3 separate regions of the Homo sapiens genome follow, and all the other regions are linked to region 3. A link is an interaction called in ENCODE POLR2A ChIA-PET data of the cell type or tissue named here. Cell type or tissue: OCI-LY7. All regions are shown on one strand. Each heading gives the region's core, and the rest is flanking DNA. Links, peaks and the distances in the headings are about the cores only. Region 1 overlaps SGMS1 (sphingomyelin synthase 1). Region 2 overlaps SGMS1 (sphingomyelin synthase 1). Region 3 has its middle 22 kb from the start of SGMS1-AS1.

Region 1 (10,054 bases), core at 4,707-7,206, 190 kb after region 3:
CTGTAAAAAATACAACAATTAAAAAGCTAGAAAAGAAAGAAAAAATGGGAGGAGGTAAGGAAGGTTCATTGTGAATTCTTTGTTTCCAAGTTTATAAGTACTTTAATCCTTTTATTTATAGTGAGCTGGACTGAATTTACACAATCTCTCTCAGCTTTAGAATTTTGTGATTCCGTTTTGAAGTGCTTAAACTGAAACTGCTTCTCTGTCCCAGGCACACCATTGAGTTCTTTGGGATGCCCGAAAGTGTCTGGTTGGGAAACATGAAATAGAAGACGAGAACCTGCCTCAGCAAGCGTACCTGAGAATACTTTTAAAGGAACCTGTTGATAAATGCAAAACAGTGGCTGTTGCAGGTATGTATTGACGGAGAACTTGGATTGAACCTGATGTGGCCCACTCTGCTCTACTCAGTCAAGTGGAGTCATTCTCTGGGAATGAGCTCTTGTCTTGAATCCCACTGTTCATAGGACAGAACTCTCAGGCCTGAAATACCTGGTGTCTGTCTTTCTGTAACCTTGACTGTGTGGTGGGATATCACTCGTCACTCTTTGATGAACTCTGATTCAGACCCTTGAGTGTCCTTCCCAATGCCTCAAGGACATTAGACTCTTGTCACATGAAAGTGATAGCAAATTTCTAGCTAAAGACCTCATTGCCTTCTTTCCTGGGAGTAGAGCAGTCAATGTCAAAGCTCAGCAAATGTGTCTCATAAACCAGCTGTTACTGGCTTTACTTTTCCCTGAACATCATCAAGGCCATTTCTGATTGGATGTGGTTGTATCAGATTGACCAGTTCCCTCTTAGTCATTTACTTTGACCTGCTTGTCTCTTTGACCCCTATTAAATGTTTACCTCATTTTCTTGTTTTTTTAGCCTTTAATTTTTATCTCCTCAACAATGTATCATCAAGATCAGGGGCACCCATTATTTCATATCCTGTGACCTTTGGTGGATGTCTGGCTTTGGATGCACTGGCTCTCTTTGTAAGGCACAGCCTGTGTTATTGTCATATGTCACCGTGATCCTTTAGGATTTTTGTAGTCTTTTTTTTTTTCCATCTACCAATGAAGAACACTACAAATGTACCTTGTGCTGAGTAATTTATGTGTCTTTGTCACACCATCATGAAAGCATTAAGCAAGTCCCATTTTGCAGATGAGGAAATAAGGTTCCAAGTGGTTAAACAACTTGCCTGCTATTCCCAGAGAGTAAGTGGCAGGAATGGGATTCAGCACTGAGTCTGTCTTGAATTGTGTACCATAGAAATAGTATGCCCTGCTGTATTCCCTTTTTGAAGCAGAGTTTTAAAAATATTCTTATTCAGCTGGGCGTGGTGGCTCACGCCTGTAATCCCAGCACTTTGGGAGACCAAGGCGGGCAGATCACCTGAGGTCAGGAGTTTGAGACCAGCCTGGCCAACATGGTGAAACCCCCTCTCTACTAAAAATACAAAAATTAGCCGGGCATGGTGGCGGGTGCCTGTAGTCCCAGCTACTTGGGAGGCTGAGGCAGGAGAATCACTTGAACCCGGGAGGCGGAGGTTGCAGTGAGCTGAGATCTTGCCACTGCACTCCAGCCTGGGCAACAAGAGTGAAACTCCGTCTAAAAAAAAAATTCTTATTCTTGTGGAATTTTAGTCTTCTCTACTTTTTTCAGCTTTTGCTACTTTCCCCCCATTTTGTGGCATTTTATTTGGTTTATAATTATAACACTTAATTTGAACCATTAAAAATAAGTATTTTCAACTTTTATTATTTTTATAATATCACTGAGAATATATTATTGGTATGAGACATTATTAAAATATGCCCTCTTTCTCACATAGGCTCTGATGTCTTCACTGATTCTGTTTTCTGAGTTGATTATGAGTCTAGCATGGGAGACGGGAGTGGACTTTTATATTTCTAATATGGTCCTACTAGTACAGAGTTATTGAAGATGACATAGAAGAATGATAAGATTTTGCCAGAAATATTCTTCCATAGTTCACAAAGTTGTTTTAGAACCTGAATTCTTTAAAATATAGAACATCTATTCAAGTACTTAGTTTTGGCTCAGTGACCACTTTCAATGTGTATAGCCAGGAAGTTGCACTATATAGAAGGATATAGGTTTTAAGTTTAAGTAAGTTTAAGAGTATATGTTATCTGATTTTTTTCAATAAGGGGCTAAATAATTTGAAATTTCTATATATTTAGGCTTCTAGAATGTTCTCATTAAATTAGTAGATGTACATACTGAAAAATATTTTAAATCACCGTAAAAATCCTGAGAGATAGATGTGGTCAACCTCACTGAAAGATGAATACACTGAGGTTTATAATATTGTGAAACTTACCCAAGCTCATGTGATTACAGAATAGAGCCGGCCGGAAGCGGTGGCTCATGCCTGCAATCCCAGCACTTTGGGAGGCTGAGACGGGCAGATCACGAGGTCAGGAGATTGAGACCATCATGGCTAACACGGTGAAACCCCGTCTCTACTAAAAATACAAAAAAAAAATTAGCCGGTCATGGTGGCAGGCGCCTGTAGTCCCAGCTACTCGGGAGGCTGAGGCAGGAGAATGGCGTGAACCCGGGAGGCGGAGCTTGCAGTGAGCCGAGATTGTGCCACTGCACTCCAGCCTGGGCGACGGAGCGAGACTCCACCTCAAACAAAAAAAAAAAAAAAAAAAAAAAAAAAAAAGAGAAAAAGAAAATAGCAGAGCCAGAATTGAACTTAGATCTATTTTTCACCAGCAATGTTTCTAACAATTACATTGCCTTGCTGATTATACACAGTGATGACATTTAGATCATAAACATGTCTAAGAATTTTCTTATGTTTAGCATTCAAACAAGGGCCGTCCTAAACAGCTAAATAAGCCTCATCCTCACAGAAGCGAAAGCTTCTAGATGGGCTTGGTGTTGTTCATCAACGAGGTTTTATCAGGATAGTGGCAATTCTGGTGAATGACGGACTGAGCCCCTCTTGAGAACTGGATGTGTCTGCTTGGGCTGCATGCCATTTCCCACCCAGTGCTTACCATGCTGCTAGCAGCAATTAGGGTCGACTCACCTTAGCAGTTGCATGAGCAGCTGTTTCTTCCAAAGCAAGTTGGGACTGGAATTTGGCCATATAATCACACAGTTAAGGACAGCTCTGGCATTTATATATGAATCTCAGAATTTTAGGTACACCATTTCTTTTCCGTAAATAAAATTTCTTTCTGCTTTTAAGTGTCTTTTCCTGATTCTACATAGAAAATTTGATGAATATTTACAGCCATAAAAAAGAATGAAATCATGTCCTTTGCAGTAACATGGATGCACCTGGAGACCATTATTTTAAGCGAACTAATACAGGAACAGAAAACCAAAAAGCACACGTTCTCACTTATACGTGGTAGCTAAACATTGACTACATAAAGATGGGAACGATAGACAGTGGGGAATGCTTGAGAGAGAGGGTGGGGGAGGCATGGATTGGAAGACTAACTGTTGGGTACTGTGCTTACTACCTTGGTGATGGGATCCTTCGTACACCAAGCCTCAGCAACACACAACCTACCCGTGTAACAAACCTGCACATATATCTCCTGAACCTAAGATAAAAGTAGAAAAGAAGAAAAATGTAAAAAACATTTGCTTAAGTAAGAACAAAAAGGAAAAAAAGAAAATTTGGTAAATATTGAAAAGTTTAAACAACAAAATAAAGATTACCACTTAGATATAGCCATTGATAATATTTTGGTAAAGATGCTTCCAGTTTTTATTCCTATGAAGATGTATGCCTTTTTTAAAATGCAAACTTAAAATCTTAGTGTTTTATATCCATTTTTACTTAGCATAATTGCAACATTTTTCCTATGTGCTTAAATGTTCTTTTGCAACATACTTTTAGTGGCTATAAGTATTCCCTTTGGGTAATAGCGTCAGTGAATCCATTCTATTAGTGAACCTAATCCTCATTCAATTTAGTTAAAACCTCTCTAAAAAACAAGAACATAATTGCCACTAGTTTTCATAATGATATCCTAATGATGCTTTCAGATATGATGAGAAAATCCAGTTTCAGTCACTTCCCCTGTCACATCATGCAATGAACCTGACTTGAAGTTTCCCAGTACAAGCGCTGTGCATGACTGTAGCATGGGAAAATTCTCTTTTGACTGGGAAACTTTGAAAACCCATTTTTCTTTCTTTGAGGTGGCTTGTCTGTGACAAGTAACTTCAGTGTTTTCATACTTAGATGAAACTTCTCAAATCCTGATTTGCAGGTGATTTGGCTCTCCTAGTTGGCTTTACTACTTAACTAAACCTTTTTTCTTCTCCTAAATATTTCACATGGGCCAAACCCTGGGTCAGCAGCTACTACCTGAGGAAACCCCAGGTGTCATGAATGAGGTTGGAGAGACATGCATAATGTAGTATTAATGTGACTTTTCCTGAAACCAAAGAGTTCTGTGCTCCTAGGTATTAAAGTTATCAAACTGAGAAGTTGATTACAGCTGAAATGGGTGAACATGTAACAGAAGCACTCTACTCAGAAAAGGCTCCTGTGAAGCTAGGACTATGACTTATTATTACTTCTTGTTCTCTTAAAGACTATATTAAGTTAAATCACTATGATCCTCACCAAACCATTACTTTTCAGACATGGTTCCTTATTTCCCTTGGGATTCCATAGTGTCATGTGAGTAGGTAAGGGGTGAGGGAGGACAAAGCCTCCTTATTATCAATAATTGTCCTTATTGACAATAAGGAGGACCTCCTTATTGTCCCATCAACCAGCAGCTCTGCCTTTATATGTTTTATGTATTGAATTTCCACAAATTTTTGCTGAAAGAAAGGACTACTGCTTAAGGGAGTAAAGACTGTGAAAATCACTGGGGCATTGTAGATCCTATGGGTGGATGTAAAAGAGATGGAAAATGGACACCCAGACAGTATTACTTCCAAGTTTCCATTATGCTTGTAATTCTCCTGCAGTGACACAGTCCTTCTTGGGTTTGATATTTACCATAGGTCCTCTGGTTGGACTTCCCATAGATTAGCCTGCTTTTATGATAGTGGTTTCCATAGAGGCACCTCAGAAATGTTAGGGTTAGGAGAGATGAAAGAGTGATAGCCTTACAAGCATTGGTGGTAGAAAGTAACCTTCTAGTGATCAGAGCAGTGAGTGGTGGAAGGTATAACCTGTTAAAGGCCAACAGGAGACTGGTTTCTATATTCTCGTTCATGTGGATTACCCAGTAGGAAGATGCTCTTTCCATCAGAGTGATGTGGTGTATGAAATTCAGCCAGACAGTCTGTGAAATCTTCATTATCTATTTCTAGACTCATTTAAAACATTTTCGGTGGGCTCTCTTAAATTGAAGATTTATATTGGTGAATCACAGAACCAGCTACTCCGAATAAAAGATTTTAGTGGTTTTTGTTCCACAGCTCAGTTGACTGACTAGAGAATTTTCTCCAAAGATATTTTTAACCAGCAAAGAATGAGGAACTAACTAAAGAGTTTGCAATGGCTAATTTACAATTGGTGCCCAGAATCCTTAACCACAGTTAAAAATCTTAGCTTTATTTACCAGACAGTTGGTGCAGGGGTATCAATGTATGAAGACCTTAATGTTAATATACATTTAGTTATTCAGAGAATGAGCTTAGTCTTGAGGTGAAAACTGGAGAGAAAATTCTTGCTTTCTCCATCAGGAAAGGGGTAAATTATGACCAATTTGCAAACATAACAGGATATATTGGTGTCAAATAGGGCCTGAGCTGTTTGTATATGAACTGTGTATATGGCTACAACTGTTGGGGTGACATTCAACAAGATGTGAGTAAATGACACCCCTGGAATTGTGCAGTGCTGCAGCCCTGGGTATAGCCATTCATTCTGTTAGTCATTTATCTAGTGAATATCTCTACCTCATGCCTGGCACTTTCCTAGATACTAGAACACAATAGTGAGCAGGGCAAACAAACAAGATCATTTCTCTCATGGAACTTACAGTCCAAAAGGGGTTGGGCAGGGTCTTCAGGGAGACAAGTAATAAAGAGGGAGGTAAACAATATTTCAAATATGCTAAAAAGAAAATAGAGCATGAGTGTTTTTGGGTAGGAAAGACTATTTTAGATCAAGTCTAAAATGCATGACCTATGTTCTTGTTGGCTGTTTACTTCTTGTACTGCCTATAAGTTGGTGAATTTTTATATTCACCAGCTCTCATTAAATAATTCAGAGAAAAGGTAGGATTTCCTCCATCAAAATTGTGTTTTCTATAGCAATTAAGCTTTATCAAGTGCCACATTTCAGTGGTAAAAACTAAGACAGCTTCATTTCTTAGGTAGTTTAAGTAGAATTGTAAAATAATAATAAATTGCTGGACTGTAGCATATAAAAAGAAGTTTCCAGTTAATTCAGGGGAAAATTGTGATATATTGCTCATAAAAGTTGAAGAGAGAGAAGTTGGACTGATTACCTTAAGCATCTTAGACTCATTGTGACCCATGTTGAATGGATCACTAAGCCTCACTGATTCTTTTTTCCCCCATTTTTTCCCCTTTATATATATAATGTCCTTTTTCTCTGTTTCTTTTTGTCCCTTTTCACTACTCTATCACCACTCTAGTGAGGTCCTTTTTACCACAGGCTAGTCTATTTTAATAGCTTTTCCCTTGATATCTCTGCATCTGGTCTAGCTGATTAGTTAGTTTTTCTGATGCTACATTCATAGTTCTATTCCCTTCTTAAAAGCCTTTACTTTACTCTCCACTCACTTGAGAGTGATAAAGGCCAGACTCTTTAGCTCGACATGTGAGGCCCCCCATGATCTGTCCCCATTGTGTATTTCTAACCATATCCCTGCTTTTACCCAGTGCAAACTTTAGGCTCTACCCAGACTCTCTATTCCCCTTTCTGTTGTGCTTTTGGTCAAGCTGCTATCTGGAAAACTCATTTCTTTCTTTCTTTCTTTTTTTTTTTTTTTTTTTGCCTATGTAAATTAATGTTGAAAGTCTAGTATGAATAGATCATCTCTTCTTTCTTTCTGGCTGCTTTAAAGATTTTGCTTTGTTTTTAGGAGTCTGTGATTTGTTTATATCTAAGTGGGGAAACTCCTTCTCTCCCAACTTTTCCCTCCCTCTTTTTCTCCCTTTCTCCCTTCCTTCCTTCCTTCCTCCCTCCCTCCCTCCCTCCCTCCCTCCTCTCCCCTCCCTCCCTCCCTTCCTCCCTCCCTCCTTCCTCTCCCCTCCCTCCCTCCCTTCCTCCCTTCCTTCCTTCCTTCCTTCTCCCTCTGTCTCTCCCTGAGAATCTTTGGGTTTTCTGGGCCTAAATATTGCTATTAGGAATATTTTATCGTTATTTCTTAGAATAATGCCTCTTCCCCATTTTCTTTATCATTTCTTTCCGGAAATCGAAGAACACATGTTGGACTTTTTCACTCATTTTCCACATCCTTCTTTCATATTTTTGATATCATCTTCTTTATGTTAAAATTCTGGACAGTTTCTTTGGATTTGTCACTTGGTTCCCCAGTTCTTTCTTCAGCTATTTCTAATCTGCTGTTTAAGCCGTCCTTGATGACAGGGATTTTTATATTTTTAAATTTTATTTTATTTTATTTTATTTTTTATCCTACAGTTTTATCCCCAGAGCCTAGACCAAGGTGTAATACTTAGTACATAGGTGCTTAATAAATATATGTTGAATGAATTCACATGAGTTTTTTATCTTTTAATTTTTAAATACCATTTTTGCCACTTTTCAAGTCAACATGGTAGTTTTTTCAGATAAAATTTTACTCCCTTTTAAATTTCTCTTATTGAAATATATTAAATATACTTATTTTATGCTGATAATTCTAGTATTCGAAATATTTTCAGATCTGATTCATTTGCCTGTTTCTGTTGGCTCTCACTGATGGTCTCTTATTTCCTTGTATTTCTGTGATTTATTGACTGTGAACTCATTTTCCTTGGAAGTTTTATCTGTGTGAGCTGTTCAAGGCCTAGACTGAAGGTAGATTTTTCCAGAGAGTATTTATATTTGCTTCTCCCAGGTGCCTGTAGCCACTATCAATCTGGACACTCTTTACATTATATTCTCTGCCTCAGGTTTTTTGAAGCATATAGCATAAATTTAGACCACAAAACAACATAAATACTGGTTGTTGGTTATGAATTCTCAAGGGAGATTTTCCACCCCCTGAAGATGCTACGGTTAAAAAAGCAGTTCCTCTTTTGGTGTAGCAAGTTTATTTCTAATTTGCCCATATACTGAGGGTATAGTTTTGTGAAGTTCCAGTTTTACGCAGGGGTCTGTTAAACTCACCAGCTTGAGTGGTCCTGGTTTTATCTTTTCTCTCTCTTGCTCTGTACAATCATTATAATGGAAATTCAGTATTACTAGGGTTGTGGCCTTGGTGCTTTTCTACCTCCCAGCATTCTCACTCTTACTTTGTTTGGCTTCTGTGAATGTCCTACTTTATTGTCACCTCATTGGCGCATTTACAGAGATTTTATACTTCATTATGCTTCAATTATTTTCATTAAGAGAGACCAGTTTAAGGTATCTAGTGTATCATTCTTCAAAAATAGACCTATTTTGTTGTTTTGTTTTAGTATGTGCTTCTAATAGATGAGGTGGATACTCATTTACGACAGAACTCAAAAAATTATTAAAAACTTAGGTACAGCGCAGTCTCCTCTTTTAATTTAAATGTCTGCTATACACAGTCAGATTAGGTGAAGAGTGAGGTGGAGAATAACCCCTTGTAATGTGCTCTCTAAGTTGGCTGAGACTTTGATGTCTTGGAGATATTATTTATCAAAATGAGATTTATTTTTGTCCATTTGATTGTCTAGCATTTTATTATATGTATTTATAGATTAATTTTCTAATATTTTACTATATGTACTATGTATATTTTACCCTTCTAAGTAGGATTTGATTCCTAAGTAATGCTCTATGACTGAGAAATAACAAATAATAAGGAAATATTATTTGTTACATGATATCTGCCATGGGTCCATTTAATGATACCCTGAGAGAGACTCTGTAGTACCTTAGTCCTTTTACTCAGTGTTATTTCATTTGATTCTGAATGAGTGTAATATTATTTGTAAGGGCAAATAGTTGCAATTAGTAGAATATGTTAGTGATTTCAAAAAAAGAAACTAGTCTCAAGAAGATATTTTTAATGTTATGGCTTAAATGTGCAGTGTGCAGATCTGCAGTTCAGCTGACTCTGTAATTCTTCAGCACTAAATAGGGGTATATCTAGTGAGAAGCATTGCCATTTGATAGAAATATGTAACACATATGTGTGCCACTCACCTGAATGAATCACATGCTGTTATGAACTTTAGTTTTTTTTCTTCAGAATCCCATGTTATATTAATTCTGCAGAGGTGGGTCTGCTGCTCGTGTTGCTGATATAATGCAAGTAGTCCTCTCTGACCAAGCCCTCAGTCTGCATTGCCACATTAGAACCTAATTTCCTTGAACCAGCAATATATTTTGTGTGACTTAAGCTGATGAATAATTTTTAGCATGTATTATGGTATTAAGGAAATATTAAATGGAATAAATGTTGATTTAAATTGGTAGAATGCTCAAGTTTTAATGATCAGAGTAGGGATAATGGTTGCCTGGTACAGTTATGTGTTTTGAAGTTTTTGAAAGTTAGTAGTGTGTTTTAAATCTCTGCCATGAGAGGAACCAGAAACATAACATGGTAAACATGCCAACTGGATTCATAGCATCACTTGTCAGCCACATGCTAACATAAGACTACATTATGATTAGAAATTTTAAAATTAATATTTGGAGGGCTTAGAAAGCTATATTTATTATGATTGTTAAGTAGCTGTGTTTGGAAGTTTTAATTTTTTAAAATGTGTAAGCTTGACAGATCTCCACATTTAGCCATTAAAAATCATTTTTTAATAATTATAATGTTTACTTCATATTGGAAATAGTTTCTAAGGAGGAAAATAGTTTGCATCTCATGTTATAAATATTTTCAGACTTTAAAATTACTTAATCCAAAGCATCCACTATTTGTTA
Region 2 (10,054 bases), core at 2,513-5,012, 230 kb after region 3:
TGCCTGTGTAGTATTCCATGGCATGTATGTACCACATTTTCTTTATCCAATCTACCATTGATGGGCACCTAGGTTGATTCCCTGTCTTTGCTATTGTGAATGGTGCTGCATTGAACATATAAATGCATCTGTCTTTTTGGTATAATGATTTATTTTCCTTTGAGTATATTTGCAGTAATGGATTGCTGGATCAAATGGTAATTCTATTTTTAGTTGTTTGAGAAATCTCCAAACTGCTTTCCACAGAGGCTGAACTAATTTACATTCCCACCAGCAGTGGATAAGCATACTCTTTTCTCTGCAACCTTGCCAACATTATTTTTTGACTTTTTAGTAATAGCTATTCTAACTGGTGTGACTTTTTAATAATAGCCATTGTGATTAATGGTATCTCATTGTGGTTTTGATTTGTATTTCTCTGATGATTAGTGATGGCTGATCATTTTTTTTGTATGTATGTTGGCTGTGCTCATATGTCTTCTCCTTTTTTTTTTTTTTTTTTTGAGACGGAGTTTCGCTCTTGTTGCCCAGGCTGGAGTGCAATGGCGCAATCTTGGCTCACTGCAACCTCCATCTCCTGGGTTCAAGTGATTCTCCTGCCTCAGCCTCCCGAGTAGCTGGGATTACAGGCATGTGCCACTATGCCCGACTAATTTTGTTTGAGAAGTGTCTGTTCATGTTCCTTGCCTACTTTTTAATGGGGTTGTTTCTTGTTTGTTGAATGTTTAAGTTCCCTATAGATTCTGAATGTTAGAACTTTGTGAGATGCGTAGTTTGCAAATATTTTCTCCCATTCTGTAGGTTGTCTCCTTATTCTGTTGATTGTTTTGCTGTGCAGAAGCTCTTTAATTAGTTCTCACTTGTCAACTTTTGCTTTTGTTGCAATTGCTTTTGAGGACTTAGTCATAAATTCCTTGCCAAGGCCGATGTCCAGGATATTTCCTAGGTTAAAACACTTTAGACAGGTATTTTAATATAGATAGTACCTTCTTTTTTTAACAGGCAAAAGACACTTTTTATGAAGATACTATTGATAAATCATTGATTTTCAAATGATCTTCATGTAAGTACAAGCATCAGGTAGCTTAAAGCCTACCTAGAGAAATATTTTTCTTTATTCAGCCATAGAGAAGTACCTTCTTTTAAGAAATAGAAAGTTAAATCTGGCTAGTGACTGTGACTGCCCTCTAGTTCCTTCACGTTTTAGGTATTTACATGGAGTCTGATACATTCGCTCTCAATCTTCTCATCTGTGAGCCCACCCCTATCTAGCTGCTCTTTGTATTAGACACAATAGTCCCAGCTTTCAGGTCAGACAAACATGGCTGTACAGCTGGCTCTGACTTGTCTTGATGATTTACCTTGGACATATATAGCATTCTTGACTCCCTGTTTCTTTGCGCGTTCAGTGTAGTTGTTAATATCTGCCTTGCAGTGTTGTATGTGGATTAAATGTAAAATAATGTGTATGAAATGAAAGCTGCTGTCATTAGTAGGTACTCGGTAAATGGATTAAATTGAGCATGTTTTTCTTGTTCTAAATGGAATTTCAAATACATTTTCCTTTAGGAACAATGTCATGAATGGAGTTTGAGTACAGTATTAGAAATATTATTCAGCATTATATTTCATTGACATATAATTTCATTAAATTATGAGTTAAACAGGTTTTTAAGGACTGGCCAGAGAAGCTGGCCTCTACGCTAGAGACATCTTGTGTCAAGTGAAATGTATTCCAAGTGTTATATAAGAGTTCGTGCACTTAGTTTTTTTTTTTCCCATGCCACCTTGTCTAAGAAGAGTTCATTGACTTTTGACTCTAGAAGTGAACTTTTAGAATGTAATTTATTACCTGGTTGAGGATGGCTTGGAATTTCTTGATAGGTGATGATGTGTTTGGGGCAAACCAGACCTTCCTTCTGCTTCTGAGAATTAAACCCGTTTTCTTCTAGAGAACTTACTGCTCCTCTCACCAATCCAACCAGGTGGTCCTAGTATAGACCAGCCAGTCTGTATGGGTACATGGCCCCAAACTGGACCAGTGAGTTTTTCTGGCAATTTTTAAAATTACAACTGTGAAAGGAGGAATTGTCTCTCTTGGATGCAGAGCTAAATTAAGTGGGAAAAGGCACACTTTAGGAATGAAGAATAAAGCCAATGATAAAACACCAGAAGCAAAGATGCTATCTTGTCCTGGTGCAATTCGTGTTGAGCTGATCCTAGTGCCCAGCTGCCCCTGTGGCTTTCCCGTTGCTGGGATATTTAGAGCCAATGTGGCTCACCTTGCTTTTGCCTGTGATGCCTCAAGTGCCATTTTTGTTACCTGCAAGTTAAACACTGCTGACTAATTCATTTGCTTGTTTATACTTGGAGTAGTTATTTAGAAAGTCAGTGCTTTTGTCATGGGCAATTTTAATAAAGTATTTAGTTGCATAGCAGGACAGACACAGCCTTTTGAGAACAGTGGTAGTGTTTTTTTCCCCATCTGTCATCAAAGCAGAAATATGCTAATGCTAATCAAAGGATACCAGTGAATGAATGTGTGTGCGGGTGGTAACGGCTCTTTTGACAGAGGCTTGCTCTAATGCAAATGTAAAACTTTTATATACCTATGATGTCATATAATGCAAATGCCATATAATAAATGTATACCTATGACAGTTCTAGGATTTATGAATTGTCTTGAAGAACTGTCCTTTGCTACCATTATGGTTAGGAGCACCTGTTGGTAAATAGATGTTTGTGGTTGAGAGTGATGTTTACATTTAAGGAGGAATTGGTACTTTGGCAAGATTATCAAATATGTATCTATGTGTTCCTTACTTGAAAGGGAAGATCGAATGACTTGTTGCTTCTGTTCTCCACAGTGGATTCGTGTTTGGGGAACTGGGATTTTACATGAAAACTCTGTTTTGTAAACTCCACTTCCTTTTAGGAAGTATCAGATTTGCTGTCTCAGTAGCATTCTGTATTGTTGGAACATGCCACAAAGAGCACAGAAACGCATCTGCTGCTTGGGTTCTGCTTGCCAACTGGTTTGAACAGCTATAATATTTGTTTATTCTTGATGTGTCAGCAGTCAAAGGGAACGTTTTCTTTTCTCCTTTGTGGCTGTTATATAACTTAAGCATCATTATATTCACAACAATGACTATTTATGCAGAATCTGCTAGGCCCTGGGGGATACAGATGCTCGGAAACACGTCTACCTCAGATGGATTTCCACTGTCTGCTGAGAGTGAAAGGTCAGGGATCTCAAAAAGAAGGAAGGATGCTAAGATCCTATGTTAGTTGTGAAATGGAAGTATAAAGAATAAGATCTGTAGGTATTTGGAGGAGAGGAGAGATTCCCCAGGGCTTTTGCCAGTGACAAAAGTTCTAGGAGAAGAAAGGGTTTCAGTGGTCTGGAATGGGATATGTACTAAAAAGAATGCAAGAAGGTTGTCAGGCAGGGGGCATGGTGTGAGCCTAGTGCTTTGAATGAAACTCTGTCACCTTAGCTGGTAACCACCCAGCAGCTGAGAGGCCTGGACTAAAGAGCACCAACATGGGAGCCACCTGCATGGGTCCCTTTGGGGCAGCCTCTCCACCAGGGATGAGCATGGCTCCCAACTACAATGTGAAAGTTAAGAATTTTTAGACCCTCGAGTGTACATGGCACACTCGGAGGCCCCCACCGTCTCCACTACATAGGCCAGGGAGCACAGGCAGAGATAAAGAGACCCATGGGCCACCATCTTATTAGGGTCCAGTGTGTTATCCAAATATGTTTCCTAAGGGGAGCTTTAATTGGTAGGTTTAAAGCAAGCAGGTGCTAGTTCCAGGAGGTCCTGTTGTGACTGAGAGGTGGTCAGTTTAAATTTGCAAGCAAATGTCTGAACGGTCTGTTTAAGGAAGTGGTGGGAAAGTGAGGAGCCCAGCCTGCTAGGCAGGACTTGGGTCTCTTCAGTTTTATTTCCTGCCACCAGTGGGAGCCATTCAGGTGGGGAATGGAATTTGAAACTGTCAAGGGTGACTGAGCCCTGATTCTGAGAAAGTTAAACCTATATTTAAAGTGGATGTCAAGGCAACATAAAATGGTAAGCACTCACTATCCCTAGGTATGGTGGTAGTAATGTGCCCTCAGCTTTAGGGGAACAAGGAGTGGACCAGCGGGTTATTTGGCAGAGGGTTTTTAAGATCGGGGTTGCAGAGGTAGAGGCAAGGCTTTGAGTGCCTATAAATGTCATGGCACTGGACCCGTAGTTTCACCGTCACTTTTTTTTGATAACTATATGTTGAGAATCCGTGTACTTTAAATTTTAATTTTAGACAACAAAGGCATCCTAGAACCAGTTATCCTGTTCTCTTGTGGGAATGTTCTAACCACATTGGTCATTGTGTTGTTCTTATTTCTGAAGCATAAGGATTATTGGAAACATCTTTCAAGTGCTTTGAGTTATGATTGCAGCCAAACATATTTATGAAGCCTTCCTTCTTCCTGGAGAGAACACCTACTCTGAATGTTAAGCTTGGCTGGATCCTAAACAATACTAACAAACTAGATCATCTCTCTTTCCTGTCTGTGCTGCCTTTCCCTTTCTCCATCATAGATCTCAAAGTATCTCTCTGTGTCCACACACACACAAACACAATTGTATTTTTTAGACTGCAGTGTTAAGTTTATGGAGTTGTTCATATACACTTAAGCTTTATGTAGTCTTCTCATGTAAAAGAGCTGCTGTCCTTGATATAATAGCCAACATATTATCAGTTCAGCCAGTATAGCTCATTGTAACAATTACATAAATATAAAATATCAGTGCTCTTAAAAATACACATTAATTTACATGAATGTTTGAGGAAAGCTGCCCGTAAAGCAAATTGTGTTCCTTTTGATCTCTACTATAAAATTATTTAATTGACTGAGAGGAAAAGGTTTATGACATGATGGCATGCTCGACTTTGACATTTGTCATGTGATGATGATGATGATGTGTTGAGAGGCATAGAGGGAGGGGCCCGCCTGCTGGAACAGCGGCTAGAAGACACTCAACCTCAGTGACTCAGGCAGAGGGGACGAATGCCTGAACCAGGAATGGAAAAAATGGTCCAGATATGAAAGAAGCCTTCATGTTACGCCTATTGGTAGTGAACCATTAAGAGAGAAAAGAGGGAGCTCAGATGATTCCAGAATTTAACTTGAAGTGTCTAGGAGAGTAACATTACCTTTATGAGGAATATGAGAGTCAAGAGAGATTTGACAGCTTCATCATCTAGGAGACAGGCCCAACTTAAGTACCTGTTGCTAAGGATAAATGTGAGGCTATAGGCCGATCTTGCTTCTGCTCTTTTGACCATAGTTTGGTTTCCAACTGGAAACACTCTTAGAGATCCTCAGAGAGAGATGAAGCAGTCAGTTCACCCTGTCACTTACTGGCAGAGCTGAGACTAGGAAGGGAGCTCTTGGCTTTTTGTGCAGTGTTCTTTCCACTCTCCCGTGCTGCTTTGGAGAAAAGAACAGCATTTTGCTGATCTCACTTTAGATCTTATCTTTGGCTAATGAGTATTTTCAAGAAACCTTGGCCTGTGGAATGACTCTAAACATGTATGAGAAAGATCTCCAAAGAGATCTTTGCTCAGGAGATCTCCAAAGCAAAGAACGTTTAATTTGTAACTTAACATTTTTTTCTTCCCATCTAGAAATTCTCTTTTGGCAATAGCAATCAACTCATTTCTTAATGGGACCTCAGGAATTAGCACTTCTGCAGCCCCCTGTAATTTGCCAATTCCCAAATAAAGTTTCTTTTAAGTATTTTTATTACAAAATAATGTTTAGGGCACAGTGACTCAGATGGAATATTTCCACAAATCACTCTTACTTTTTTAAAAGTAGGTTCACCTGTGACCTAAATGAAATCATTCCAATTTTAAGCCTATTTGCTACCAATAAACTTTCTATTGTATAGTAAGAATACCAAATTCAAGAATCCTGAACCTAAAGCTTCTTAAGTTTCTCACCACTTAAATGAGGGACTCAGACCAGGGAATACCAGAGAACTATTTCAGCTCTAAAATTCTTTAGATATTTAACATAGGAAAGAATTTTTGAAAATTACGAGCCAGTTTGTTTACAATTTTGGAGATTCGGATTCAGGACTCAGAGGGACAAGACAGCATTTTTTGAGTGCCTACTCTTTGTCCAGCACTGTGGTAAATGCTTTGCATGCATTGTTACATAATCAGTAGTTCCCCCCTTATCTTCAGATGGTATGTATGTTCCAAAGCCCCCAGTGGATGCCTGAAATCTCGATGGTCCTGAACCCTATATATACTATGATTTTTCCTATACATACCTATGGTGAAGTTTAACTTATAAATTAGGCACAGTAAGAGATTAACAGTAACTAATAATAAAATATAACAATTTTAACAATCTCAGAATGACATGAAATTTAAAATTTATGCATTGCTTATTTCTAGAATTTTCCATTTAATATTTTCAGACTGCAACTGAAGGGGCGGGGTAACGGACACAGCAGAAAGAGAAACTGCATATGGGGGGACTGTTGTAATCTGTAAACTGTTAGGTGGGCATTTTAGCCCCCTCATTGATGATAATTAACTTACTCAAGGCCACACAGTGTCAGAGGTCTGATCCAAATCTGCTTTGATACCAGGTCCCACCTCTTTGCACCCAGTATCTCTGCCTAACTCAAAAACTTTTACTAATCGAAACTAATGTACATCCACTGAAGTATCTTTCGTAAGATTAATCCTTGTTTCCCAAGCGTTTTCAAAGGCAACCTACCCTTTTCTAGAAGTTGTGTCGAAGTTGTCAAAGGCGTAAAGAAAAGGCTGTGAAAGGCTTCTAAGCTTGGTATAAATCAAGAAAGGAAAGTTCCGCCTTAACCGACACTGAACATGCTTATTGGTTAGGACTGAACGGGCTGACTCATTTCTTTTTTGCCGTGGTAGAGGGCCACACCCTGCATTCCAAAAACCCTCTGCTGCCGGGCCACACCCGCCAACCCCGCTCTTGGAGCCTCTGAGGTCCGGCTGGGCGTCTAGCTCGCAGTTGACCCCCCGGGAGAGGATCGGCGCATCCGGCCGCCCGCCAGCTCCAGACGCCGGGCTCCGCAGCGCCGCTGTCCTAGCACCAGGGCCCGGCAAGCAGGGGAACGGGACCGCCGGGACCGATCAAGGCGCGGGCGCCCAGCAAGAGCCGCGCCCGGGGTCTGCGCGCCGCTCAGCGCGCTCGCCTTTCCGCCCGCGCCAGGGCTGGCTGCGCGCACCCTGAGCGCGAGGAGCCGCGCGCAAACTTGGTGCCCCAGGAACTTTCCAGGAGACACTGCCTCCGGGGACGAGAGACCGTAAGTGTTGCTCCGGAGATGCTGTGGTTCATTAGAATACACTAACAGACGGTGTGAACCGATTAAAATACCGCAATCAGTGCCAATTCTACTACGGCGAAGTAAAGGGAAATCTTTATTTTTCCTGCATCCTGCTTTAATGATCAAATAGGCACTAGCTATTTACACCTGAGAAGGTTCAGTGCAGTTGCTGAAGCAGTGGGTCAGGATATGGGTAGGATCAGTCAACAAATGCTCTTTATATTGCGTGATGCTAACTGCCGTGGCATGAGAACCAAGGGTAGGGGGTGGTTTCTGTTTGGGGTTATCAAGTCTTCCTAATGGCAGTTTTTGAGAGAACGGGATTGTGTCTACAGATTGGTTATTAAGTTTTGGGGAAGTACTCACTTTCTCAAACTCCAGTCCCTGTACGAAACAGCCCTTTTGGCAACTCCTTTGGTTGGTTGGAAGCTGGCTTGTGAATGAGCTTGGTACTAAGTGCCACAAGGATGCACGTGCCCCTGTGTTTTGGACTGAGTGTGTTTACTCCATAACTGTGCTTTCTATTTAGTGTGGCCAGGTAATCGCTCTTGTGGAATTTGTCAATAAATACATGGAGAAGAATGCATGACATTTATTTTATTTTATTTTATTTTATTTTATTTTATTTTTGTGTTTGTTTTGTGTAGTTATACCAAAATAGGAAATCTGGAGACCTAAATTCTGTTACCCTGAATGCTACAAATATTTATCATAACATTTTTATCCAATTGAGTTACCGCTTTTAAATTTATGTAGAAATAAGTCCAGTGAGCCACTTAAAAAACCCGCTTTTCTACATAAGAAATTAGTGCAGTTGTATGATGCCAAGTAACTTATTTTCTTGCAAGAGTTTGGGGAAGTAGGGGACAGGGAAAGTGGAATCCTGTGACGACTGAGGATATACACAATGCAACAGGGAAGTTATCATGATCAGAAACACTGACTGCGTACAGGAAAGACAGGTTAAAGACGTCCCAGTAACATAAAGGATGGTGGGAAGACTTGTAAACTGAATTATGAAGTTATGAATATGAATGAGCAAGTCACGAATAGCATCATTACACATGCATTTATGAAGATAGAGACTGTGATGAGGTTAAAAGATAGACTGTCATGGAGAGAGGAAGAAAATTCTTTGCAGCTGGCTTTTTTTAGCGAGAGAAAGAAAATTCTTCGCAGCTGGCTTTTTTTTTTTTTTTTTTTTTAGTTCTATAAAGGAAACTTCCCTAGAAAGAAACCACTTCTAAATGGAATAATTAAAATAATTTGTTAGAAACTTTAAGTTACCCTATGAGCTCCTAGTAACACTGTTTTCAAGCTCATAGGTTAATTGTTAAGCCCTTTTGCTCCGAGTTGAACTGATCAAATGGCTCTGTGTAAAAGGTAACAGTGTAGAATCCTCTTTGAGAAATAGCATGTAAACTTGGGAGAAATGGCCTAAGCCCACGGTTCTCAAGTCACTGAGACAGTTGAAAAAGCCCCCTCAGGTGGTGAGAATGGGATAATATTTTATTATATCTCTAAGATGCCTCAAATCCAAAGAGATAATTAAATTTGGAATTTTATTAGTTTCACCTAATAGTTGTATAAAAGCTGAATATTTAAGGATCTCCTTTATCAGGCACTGAGATGCTTTGTATACATTACTTCATTTAGTTTTCACAATAGTCCTAAGAGGTGGAGGTATTTTTGACCCTGTTTTATAGTTGAAGAACAGGCTCAGTAAGGTTATATTACCTGCTCCAAATTTCACAGCTAGTTAATTTAGTTTATGTTGGAAGTTAGCATTTAAGGTTGGTTATTTTTCCTATGTGGCTCCAATTGCTCCTAAAATGGTGTTGATTTTTCTGTTTAAAATGATCCAGAGGAGGTTCTTGGTTCAAAGCAGATTTTTAAGTGATTTAAAAGTGCCTCATTGTCCCAGCGCCAAATTATCAAAGTTCAAGGAATTATGCATTTACTCTAGAAGGCTACGGCTTTCAAATATTAACTGAGAAAGCCCTACTCTTAATGAGCTCGTTAATGCACATGGCCGCCTTAGTGTTGCTGAACTCCGGTAACTTTCTTCTGCTTTTTTTCTGAAGACCTTTTAATTCAGGGTGTGCATTTTCCTCTTGCGTGTCACAAGTGCTATTCAGGCTTTCTCTAGTTGAATCCCCTGTTTGTGAGTGCATACCTGCAGTATTTTATATGCTAAGTGAAATATTTTTAAATTTACGTTAGCACCTAGATTAGCGTTGAACCTGTTTTAAGAATGGTGAGTTCATGAAAGGCACACTCTGTGAGAGCTAAAACTAGTTATGTGGAGGTGAGAAAGTCTCAGCGTGTCTGATCAGAGCATCCATTTCTGAGAGAGTCCATCTGTGGGCATATCATCATACAAGAGAATAATGCCACCTTCATCGAAGACCATGAAATACCATGAAATATTCCAGGACTAGGCATTGCTGACAGCCCCACATCATCACCTGCACCATCTAGTTGACACAGAACACCTACCCACTTCCTTAAGCCACTCTAAATCCTAACTGCTTTAAGTGACCTGAATTCTTGAGCATGTTGAAAGAACATGCCAGTGTGATGATAAAACCACTTGGGAGTAATCTTGGAAAAGTCATGGAGAGGGGGAAGCATGCCACAGAGTCCATTTTCAAAAATGGGGAAATGGTAAATTCGAAAAC
Region 3 (10,054 bases), core at 2,808-5,307:
TGACTGAGAATTTCCAGCCACCAGGTAGTTTCCAAAATGTTTCTTTTTCCTTTTTTGTTTGCTTCCAATTTTTTAAAAATTTCATACCTACAGAGAAGTTGAAAGAATAAACATCCATATGTAGACTCACCACCAACTGTTCACATTTGGCCACATTATCTTACTTCTCAATCACAGGCTTTCAGCTTGGAATGTAACTTAAAGGATGTTTGAGTCAACTTTCATTCTATACACAATCTCAGTACAAGGGGTCATTGGCCTCTAAGATCTCTGGTGATGAGGAACTCAGCTATCTTTGAGTTAGCTGCTTGTGTTTTTTAGAGGCCTCTGGTTGTCACTAAGTTTGTGCTTAAACTGAAACCTGGCCCTCTATAACTTCCACCAGCCGGGCTTTATATAACCCTTCAGCTAGACAAACACTAATTCTAGTTCCTTTCTTATACGATAGCTTTGTAATGTTTGAAGGCAGTACACATGTCCCCTTCTTTAGTTTGAAAAAAAAAAAGACTAGCTAGCTGTGATTCCTTCATCCATGCCTTATTTGGAGTGGTAAGAAGTCTTTACTTGCTTGAGTAGTAGGGTCACATATTTACAAAGCACCACTGAAATTCTATAAGACAATGAGGCTTCTTGATTTGCTCTAATGGATGCAATCTTTCTTTACTCACTCCAGTTGGCCCAGTCTCTTTGGGGTTTGTGGAAATCAGGAGTCCCCCAGGACAACCCTCAGGTTCAATAATTGATAGAACTCACTGAAAACTGTTATACTCGCAGTTATGGTTTATTACAGTGAAAAGTAAGAAATGAAAATCAGCAAAGGGAAGAGGCATGATGGGGCAGGGTCCAGGAGAGTTGCAAGTGCAAGCTTCTAGTTGTCCTATCACAGTGGAACTCTAGACAGTGCTAATTCCTCCCAGCAATGATGTTGGGCAATACGCACAGAGTATTGCCAGCCAGGGAAACTCACTTGGGCCTTGGTGTCCAGAGTTTTTAACTGGGGCTTGGTTACATAGATATGGTTGACTACCAGTAGATATGGTTGACCACCCATTGACCACCTTAGCTTCCAGCCTTCCAGAGGTTGGGTTGATATTGCAAGGCCTAAAGCCCCACCATAATCACATTATTAGCATAGACTATCTGGCATGGTCTTAGGCTGCCAGGTAACCCCATCTTATCAGGCAGGACATTACAAAGGCTTAAAATACTCTCAGAAGCAAAGGCCTAACTTCTCTTTGTGCAAAGTTCATTCTTTTCCACACAGGGTAGATTAGCTATCTTTCCAATATCCCCTTTGTTCATTCCCTACTTCTCTACCAGATGGTGTTTGGGCATGTGGATCCCACTGTAGGGGGAGATGAGCCTTGATATGAGTGCAGGGCCTATCCTATCTCCTGCCTCTGCTCTGAAGTGGCTGATCCAGTCAGGTTCCCACAGCCTTACAGTGGTCTTCCCCAAGTGCAGTGTTGTTCCTAGGCTCAGTTAGACCCACCCTACCTTACATTTGCCAGGACTGCAGATGCCACCGAGTTCAGCCAGGTCCTCTCTCTAGCCCCTGGCCTTGACGTTAGTGTTATCTCACCCCTAACTACAGAGGCTCCATTATAGCAGGTCCTGAAGCTGCCAATTCTGTTACCTACCTTGTCTGGTTCTACAGGGGGAGTCTGGGAACTTCTGGAGCCCTTCTATGCCTTTTAAGAGGAAAGGCAAGTTTAGGAGTGGGAACACAGGCCCTCTTTCTGTGGAACCATGCCTCTCTGCCGCCTTCCTTGTTCTGTGGTAGCACCAGGTTGGTGTAAGCCATTCTACACCACAGTCTCTTCTCAGAGTTCTGAGCTAGGACTGGGGCACAAGCCCCCTCTGCTTTTGCATCTGGCTCTCCCCCAGTTTATGTACCATATCCTCTTCTTTCCTCTTCCAGACTGTGGCCCGGAGGAGGCAAGCCAGGACACAAGTGTCTGCCCACTTGCTTTTGCTACAATTTGCCTTCTGTTATTTTTCCCACAATCCACCAGGCCAACAGGAAGAACTGCTTCTATATCAGGTTTTCCTCTATCCCCAATAAGGAGGTATTTAGGCTATATTAGTTGAATAGTAGAACCAGATATAAAGAAGGGGATAGAATGGCTGGGCATGATGGCTCACAACTGTAATCCCGGCACTTACGGAGGCCGAAGCGGGCAGATCACTTGAGGCCAGGAGTTTGAGACCAGCCTGGCCAATATGGCAAAATCCTGTCTCTACTAAAAATACAAAAATTAGCTGGGCGTGGTGGTGCATGCCGCAATCCCAGCTACTCTGGAGGCAGAAGAATTGCTTGAACCCAGGAGGTGGAGTTTGCAGTTTTCTAAAGGGAAAGAAAACTATTAATATTTTCAAAATATTATCTCTATTATGCTTGTATAAAGAGTTCAGTAGCAATGAAAACCTGACCCATGGAAAATAGGAAAACTTCTTCCCTTTTCCCTCTTTCCCTTCTTGCCATCTTTCTTAAAGCCCATAGACTTCACAAATAACTTAGCAACTAAAAGGTCGTAGTTTTGGAAATGGAAGGCAGGTCATGTGATTCACTGGAATTTTAATTTTCATGGTAATGATAATAGCTGCCATTTATTTGAACTCTATGTACCAAGTATTGTGCTGAATTAATTTAATTTAATTTAATTAATTTAATTCTCCCCAAAGCGCTATTACTATACCATTACCCCCATTTAGCAGATGAGAAAACAGGCTCAGAGAAGTTAAGTAATTTTCCAAAATCCTATAGCTGGCACTGGAATTTAAAGCCAGTACCATTAGACTACAGGGTCCATGCACTGATTGACTACCCCTCCTAAACTGCCTTTTGATGAGGGATTCATATTTCTGTTTTCTTTGTAATTGCCACATAAGGCATTCAATAAAACACTACTTTATGCTCAGCTGCACTCAGTTTTGCAAGCTTCCAAGGATCCCTTGGTGATAAAGGAGTAATGTGGCACTTAAAACCTGGTCTGATATTGGCATGCACCCTAAAAATGCTGCTGGTATTACTGAGGGAACCAGCCGCTTGGGACTCTTACCTTCCTAATCGCTTCTTAAGGGAACTTGTAATGAATCTAATTGGAAGCATCTACTTAATTCCCTACAAGATAATATCACATAAACCAGAGCAAGAAAGGTGTTAAAATCAATAAATGAGAGAGAAAGAACTGAAAATATAGAGCTAAGGATAGGAGGGCAGGCAGGGCATTGTATATTTGTAGCTCAGGAGAAAAGTCTGGGGCACTTTTTGATAACTGCTGTATGTGCAAAAAAATGTGTTTGGGTGTGGGAACTATGAGGACGTATGTTCCTTTAGACATCTGATAATCTAAACTATGGTAATTTCTGTGGGTATCAGTGAAAAATCTGTGCTGCTGATCTGTTCAAAGTGCAGCACTATGGGCAGATTTCAGATCATACTGAGAATTGAGGCCGTGTGACTGTGATCAAGATTGTACTGGAGCCATCATTTGGTTATTCATTTACCCATTACGGAGTTGAGCTGGGGCTGGGCACGGTGGCACACACCAGCAATCCCACCACTTTCGGAGGCAGAAGTGGGAGGATTGCTTGAGCCCAGGAGTTTAAGACCAGCCTGGGCAACATAACAACCCTGTCTCTACAAAAAAATATTTTAAAAAATTGGGCTGGGTGTAGTAGCTCACGCCTGTAATCCCAGCACTTTGGGAGGCAAAGGTGGGTGGATCACTTGAGGTCAGGAGTTCAAGACCAGCCTGGCCAACATGGGGGAAACCCCATCTCTAGTAAAAATACAAAAAAATTAGCCACGCATGGTGGAGCACACCTGTAGTCCTAGCTACCCAGGAAGCTGAGGCACAAGAATCACTTGAACTTGTGAAGCAGAGGTTGCAGTGAGCCAAGATCAAGCCACTGCATTCCAGCCTGGGCAACAGAGTGAAACTCTGTCTAAAAAGAAAAAAAAAATTTAGCCAGGCATGGTGCCTGCCTGTGGTCCCGTCTACTCAGGAGGCTGAGGTAGGAGGATAGCTTGAGCCCAGGATGTCAAGGCCACAGTGAGCTGTGATTGCACCATTGTACTCTGGCCTGGGAGATGGAATGAGACTCTGCTTCTTTTTTTCTTTTTTTTTTTCTCCTTTTATGGGTAGGACTTGGGTGGGTGGAGATGATATGATGGGGATGGACATTAGAGGGGAAGTCATTAGTGAGCAGAGAGCTAAAGATGGGAAAACGCGGTGTGTGTTCCGGGGTATGGAGAGTTATTTTCTCCAGCTAGACTTTCAGAAGAAGGAAAGAAAGAGAGACAAAACCAGAAGAGCTGAACAGGATCAAATTGTGTAAAATGATGACTGCTAGGACCCCAGGACCAGTGCTCAGTGTGAACCACAGTGGCACTGGGAGGGCCTGGGAGTAGGAAAATCAGTGAGGAGGCTCTGAGCTTGGGTGGGGCAGAAAGGGTAACTTTTTTATGTTTGCTGCTTCCGAGGCTGCAGTAACAATACAGTCCCTCAGTCACCTCTTCCCTCATGGTTGTTCCCACTGTGTGTCTTGCTGGTTTCTCCTCTTGGTAAACCTCCACCATCCCCCGGAGTTGTATCTTTTGTCTTCCTCTCCTCCCCAACCATCTCCCTTCATTACATATCTTAAAAATGTCTTTTATTTTTATTTATTTATTTTTTGATATGGGGTCTCACTCTGCTGCCCAGGCTGGAGTGCAGTGGTGCAATCATAGCTTACTGCAGCCTCACCCTCCAAGCCCAAACAATCCTCCTACCTCAGCCTCCCAAATAGCTGGGACTCCAGGGGCACACTACCACACCCAGCTAATGTCCTTTTTTATTATTTTTATTTTTAGTAGAGACAGGGTCTTACTATGTTGCCCAGGCTGGTTTCAAACTCCTGGGCTCAAGCAATCCATCTGCCTCAGCTTCCCAAAGTGCTGGGATTACAGAAATGAGCCACAACACCCAGCAAAAAATGTCTTTTAGCAGTTTGGTTTTAGCTCACATTTCTGGGGAAATGGTCCTCAACGTCTCCTCCAGGGAGCAATGTTATCAGGTTGGTAGTGGCAGCTGCCAGACTGCAAAGAGTAAAAAAGGAGGCTCTGAATTAGAGGCAATGACCATGCTGAAAGGAGAAGAGAATAAGATAGGCTTTTATTTTTTTTTCTCTTTTTTTTTTTTTTTTTTTTTTTTTGAGGCGGAGTCTCACTCTGTCACCTAGGTTGGAAAATGCAGTGGCGTGATCTCAGCTCACTGCAACCTCCACCTCCCAGGGTCAAGTGATTCTCGTGCCTCAGCCTCCCAAGTAGCTGAGATTACAAGCATGCACCACGATGCCTGGCTAACTTTTTGTATTTTTAGAAGAGACAGGGTTTCACCATGTTGGCCAGGCTGGTCTTGAACCCCTGACCTCAGGTGATTGGACTGCCTTGGCCTCCCAGAATGTGGGGATTACAGATGAAGATAGGCTTTTAAATCCTGGGGTCAGCAGTCTTGGAAGAAGCCAAGTCTGGAGAGAAGCTATGGGGTATTACAAAGAAGTTATTCATGTACAAAGTTAGGAAAAGGGCAGCAAGAGTTAACATTTATTAAAGCTCAGGTTAAAAGGATAGTGTTTTAGTTCATTTTCTGTAGCTTATAACAGAATAGCTGAGAATGGGCAATTTATAAAGAAAAAGAATTTATTTCTTATAGTTACGGAGGCTGAGAAGTCCAAGATTGAGGGACACCAACTGGTGAGGGCCTTCTTGCTGGTGAGGACTCTGTGCAGAGTCCCCCTTTGGCAAAGGGCATTACATGGCAAGGGGGCTGAGTGTGCTAGCTTGGGTCTCTCTTCCTCTTCTTATAAGGCCACGAGTCCCACTTCCATGATCATCCATAGTCCATAAACCCATTAAGCCATTAATCCATTAATGGTAGACCCCTCACAACCCATCACCTCTTAAAGGCCCCTTTCTCAATACTGCCATATTGTTGGTTCAATTTCAACATGAGTTTTGGATGGGACAAATATTCAAACCATTGTAGATTGTCTTGTCTAAATGGATTGAAACTACTCAAAATTAACTTCCTATCTCCTGACTTCAATAAGTCTCTGTCTCTGAGGAACTATTTTCTCCATTTTTTCCAAGACTGCATCTTCTTAAAGCAAAAACAACAAAAACCTAAAATCCGATTTGTCATAGGTGTAATAAGTCAATCATCTAGAATTTCAGTTTGTGTGAAACCAAATATGCAGATAGTTTGAATTGTTAATGAAAAATTAACAATGAAAAATTTCCATCCCATCAATGTCTAATTTGTGTCCCACCATCTCCACAGATTTCTCACTACCCTTGTGAATTCGTAATAGTTGCTGCCTCTAAAAGCCCCCAGATCTTTTATTTCTGAGTCGTTCATTCCAGCAGGTAGTCTGGGCAGTCTCTTTTTATTTAGGCCTTTAAAAAATACTCTAAATTCATTTTTCCCTCAACTGGTATTTTCAAGCCATTTTAAGAATAGTTTTTTATTTCTCTTTAAGATATAAGTGTATATAAAGTGTATATTTTTTTTCTGGACAACTCTGGGAGTACAGTTGTCCAGAAAAATCCACTGATACAAAGTTACTTCACTTCCTTCAGGATATCACAGCTCCTTTTAAACAACAACAACAATTATTATAAGAATAGTAAAGATAAGTCTTAACATGTAAATCCTTGGAAGGAGTTTCATTCAAAAAAATGAACTTCCTATTAAGGAACAAATAAACAGTACTTAATCAATTTATCTTTAAAGGTAAGATTTGAGAGGGGAGGATACCAGCTCCTGAAAGGACAGCAGGTTGAAAGAGAGACTTAAAGCACCTGGGTTGGCTCCCACAGGATGTGGAAGCCACAGAGTCATCTAGATTTACTTCCCAGTTTCCTCATCCATGTTAAAGGTAAACATTAAAGTGGAGTGCATTTCTATCCCTGTTTTCCTTTCTCTGAGTTTGAAATCCAAGTTTTCATTGGATAGCTTCACTTAATGGGGTGCTCTTTTGTTTTCATTATTGTTCACAGAAAAAGCTGTATTTATGGCCTGCTAGTGAATTTGAATAAATTGGGTTTAAAATGATTTTCAGGGTTTTTAATGTATTGACTGCTTTGAAAAGAACAAAAGCAACTCAGAACAATGCCTGTGGCAAATTGCTTGGTACTATTAGAAAATTTCACTTATTTACAAAGAAATATTTCTTTTAAAAAATGGAGACTCTATAATAGATTTAATGCTATACATAGCTAGTTGTTCCTTAAAATAACGAATTGTTTGCAAATTTAATTAGGTCATATATATAGCAATATGTTTAAAATAAGACCTCTTTCCATTCATTACAGCCTATTTCATAAGATAGAGAGTGCTATCCTTTAATTGCACAAGGATGCAGTAAATTATAGTCTTAAAATTCCCTACCAAGGTCTAATTTGGGTCAATGCTGAGATGATGGTGCTTCACAACTTAGCCACAACCAAATCTTGATGAATTTGCAGCAGAGACTCCAGAGATAGTTACTATCTCAAATTATAGTTATTGAAATGACCTGTACCCTTAAGTAACCAGGATCTTTTCACAAACTTTAGCTGAAGAATGGCAGCTAACAGAACTGAATCAATGAGGCTCAGCAAAAAATTTAAAGAAATCTTTTGGTTGATCAGTGTTCATGAGAACCAAAGATCTGAACATCTGCTCTTCTAATTCTTGTAGGACATCTCTAAAAGTAAAGCCACCCATTAGCTGTGTTTCTCAATTTCAGCTACAAAGATTTTAAGACTAATGCCTAAATTCCTCCTCCAAAGGTTTTAATTGGTTTAAGGTGCAGCCTGGATGTTGGGATTTTTACAAGCTCCCAATTGATTGAAAGAAGAAGCCAAGGTTGTGAACTTTAAAGGTTTACAGGTTTCTAAGTTTAGTGGCAACCTCACAGCTGCTGATAATTTCCTCTTAAACCTAACAATTCTGTTTCACTTAGCCAGTGAATGGTGATATCCCTCTAGAAAATAAATACCCAAACCTGGACCTTCCTTTGTTGATGAAATGAGAGTTTCTTAAGCTGGCATGAGTACTTTTTATATTTCCCTCATGGCTCTAATATATAGCCAGGGTTGCAAACTGCTGCTTTACAGTTATTTAGACCTAGCCAATGTGATGCTCTTTCAATGTAGATAACTGAAGAAAATAAACGTGATTAATCATTAGAGCATTTTATTTAAAAATGGAATTTTGCTTAATAACGATTCAATTTTTGTTTATATCACTTATGTAACAGATATATGTTCCAGTTAGAATAGCCTTCTTCATCTAACTTACAGTGCCTGGGAGGCAAATCCTAATACCTGACCAAATTGTACCTAAGTGAAAGAAAATTGGCATTATGAATACAGCAAGTCCTCACTTAACATCCTCAATAGGTTCTTGGGAACTGCAACTTTAAGTGAAATGATGTACAACAAAACCAATCTGACCATAGGCTAATTGATATAAACTAATGTTAAGTTCCTAAGCCCCAAAACACTTCTAATATTAAACATTGAAATAAATGTGAGCTATACATATATTTAAGAAAGATAAATAAAAACAACTAAGATGATTATTTACCCCATTATTCTAGTTCAGGGTCTCAGGTGGCCAGAACTCACTCAGGGTGCAAGGCAGGAGGAACTATCCCTGGACAGGACACCAGCCCATCACAGGGTGCGCTCACACAAAACCACACTCACACTGGGACCATTTGGAAACAACAATGAACCTAATGGGCACATCTTTGGGATATGGGAGGAAACAGGAGTACCTGGAAGAAACTGATATAGACATGGGGAGAATGTGCAAACTCCACTCAGACAGTGGCGCTTGCTGAAAATGGATATTTTTCTTATCAACCTTATAATGAAATGACATTGAACGATGACATTATTCAAGGACCTGCTGTACATTTTAGTTCAACAATTTTTCTACCTAAATGTGAGGAGTCTGTCACTCAGTTTCCAATACCAGATTTTTTCCCATGGGCTTAGGGTGTCTACTCTTTTTTCCTTTTAATTTACATTTTATTTTATTTTATTTATTTTTTTTTAGAGGCAGGGTCTTACTCTGTAGCCCACACTGGAGTGCAGTGGTGTGATCATAGCTCACTGTAACCTTCAACTTCTGGGCTCAAGAGATCCTCCCACCTCCACTTCCTGAGTAGCTAGGATGACAGGTGCATGCCACCATGTCTGGCTATTTTTATTTTTTGTAGAGACGGGGGCCTTCATATGTTGCCCAGGCTGTTCTCGAACTCCTGGCCTCAAGCAATTCCTCCCCTCTACGACGCAATTCTCTCTACTTGGCAGCCCAAAGTGCTGGGATTACAGGTGTGAGCCACTGTGCCTGGCTGGATGTCTATTTTGTTTGTTTGTTGGAGACAGGGTCTTGCTCTGTCACTCAGGCTGGAGTACAGTGACACGATCATGGCTCACTGCAGCCTTGACCTCCCGGGCTCAATTAATCCTCCCACCTCAGCCTCCCAAGTAGCTGGGACTACAGGCGCAAATGCCACACCTGGCTAATTTTTGTACTTTTTGTAGAGATGGGTTTCTGCCATGTTGCCCAGACTGGCCTCAAATTCCTGGGCACAAGCAATCCTCCTGCCTTGACCTCCCAAGTGCAGGGATTACAGGCGTGAGCAACCACACCTGGCTGCAATTTTGTAACTGCAGATCAACTCAGGCTGCTCATCTGGGGGAAAGTGTTATTTTACCTGTTAACATCCACCCCTTGTTAACACTGTGGCATTCTTGCTTGGTGTCTCCCCTAATGAAAAGGTTTGTATTTTCTCTCGGGTGAAGTCACTCTTTACCTGCTTCCTTTGTGTGTTTGGTCCGGAATATTCCTCCTGAACTGGGGCAGAGGCTCTCTGTCTTCACTTTCTCACCATCTGCTTTGAGACTTCTTTTTCAGTTAACATCCTTTTGATTTATGGCTCAACTTTATTCATAACTTGCCCCTGGTTAAAACAATTATTTCTTTATTTAAGGATTTCAGCCCAAATAGCC

Evidence for each region. Peaks named below come from ENCODE experiments on the same cell type or tissue, not always from the same donor. Only the 100,000 strongest peaks of a DNase experiment are listed, where the experiment ranks them.
Region 1: POLR2A ChIA-PET joins it to region 3 with 19 read pairs; 1 of 35 experiments calls an interaction of 5 or more read pairs at or near these places.
Region 2: POLR2A ChIA-PET joins it to region 3 with 5 read pairs; 2 of 35 experiments call an interaction of 5 or more read pairs at or near these places.

Annotation. Positions count from the first base shown.
Region 1 is chr10:50,450,975-50,461,028 of GRCh38, reverse strand. It overlaps SGMS1 (sphingomyelin synthase 1), which reads left to right. Exons shown (of 11, transcript NM_147156.4): 5 at 215-356. Among named protein-coding and RNA genes, the nearest start is that of SGMS1, 170 kb to the left of the region's middle. In OCI-LY7, for the core only: no CTCF peak of the experiment used is centred there; no DNase peak of the experiment used is centred there; H3K27ac peaks cover 788 bases.
Region 2 is chr10:50,415,362-50,425,415 of GRCh38, reverse strand. The region is part of intron 6 of SGMS1 (sphingomyelin synthase 1); the gene reads left to right. Among named protein-coding and RNA genes, the nearest start is that of ASAH2, 170 kb to the right of the region's middle. RefSeq lists a silencer at 6,976-7,255. In OCI-LY7, for the core only: CTCF peaks have their summits at 3,772 and 3,988 (motif pointing right); a DNase peak (open chromatin) is centred at 3,965.
Region 3 is chr10:50,642,269-50,652,322 of GRCh38, reverse strand. No RefSeq gene overlaps it. Among named protein-coding and RNA genes, the nearest start is that of SGMS1-AS1, 22 kb to the right of the region's middle. RefSeq lists enhancers at 3,276-3,335, 3,546-3,695, 3,716-3,875. In OCI-LY7, for the core only: no CTCF peak of the experiment used is centred there; DNase peaks (open chromatin) are centred at 3,532 and 3,852; H3K4me3 peaks cover 1,849 bases; H3K27ac peaks cover 2,500 bases.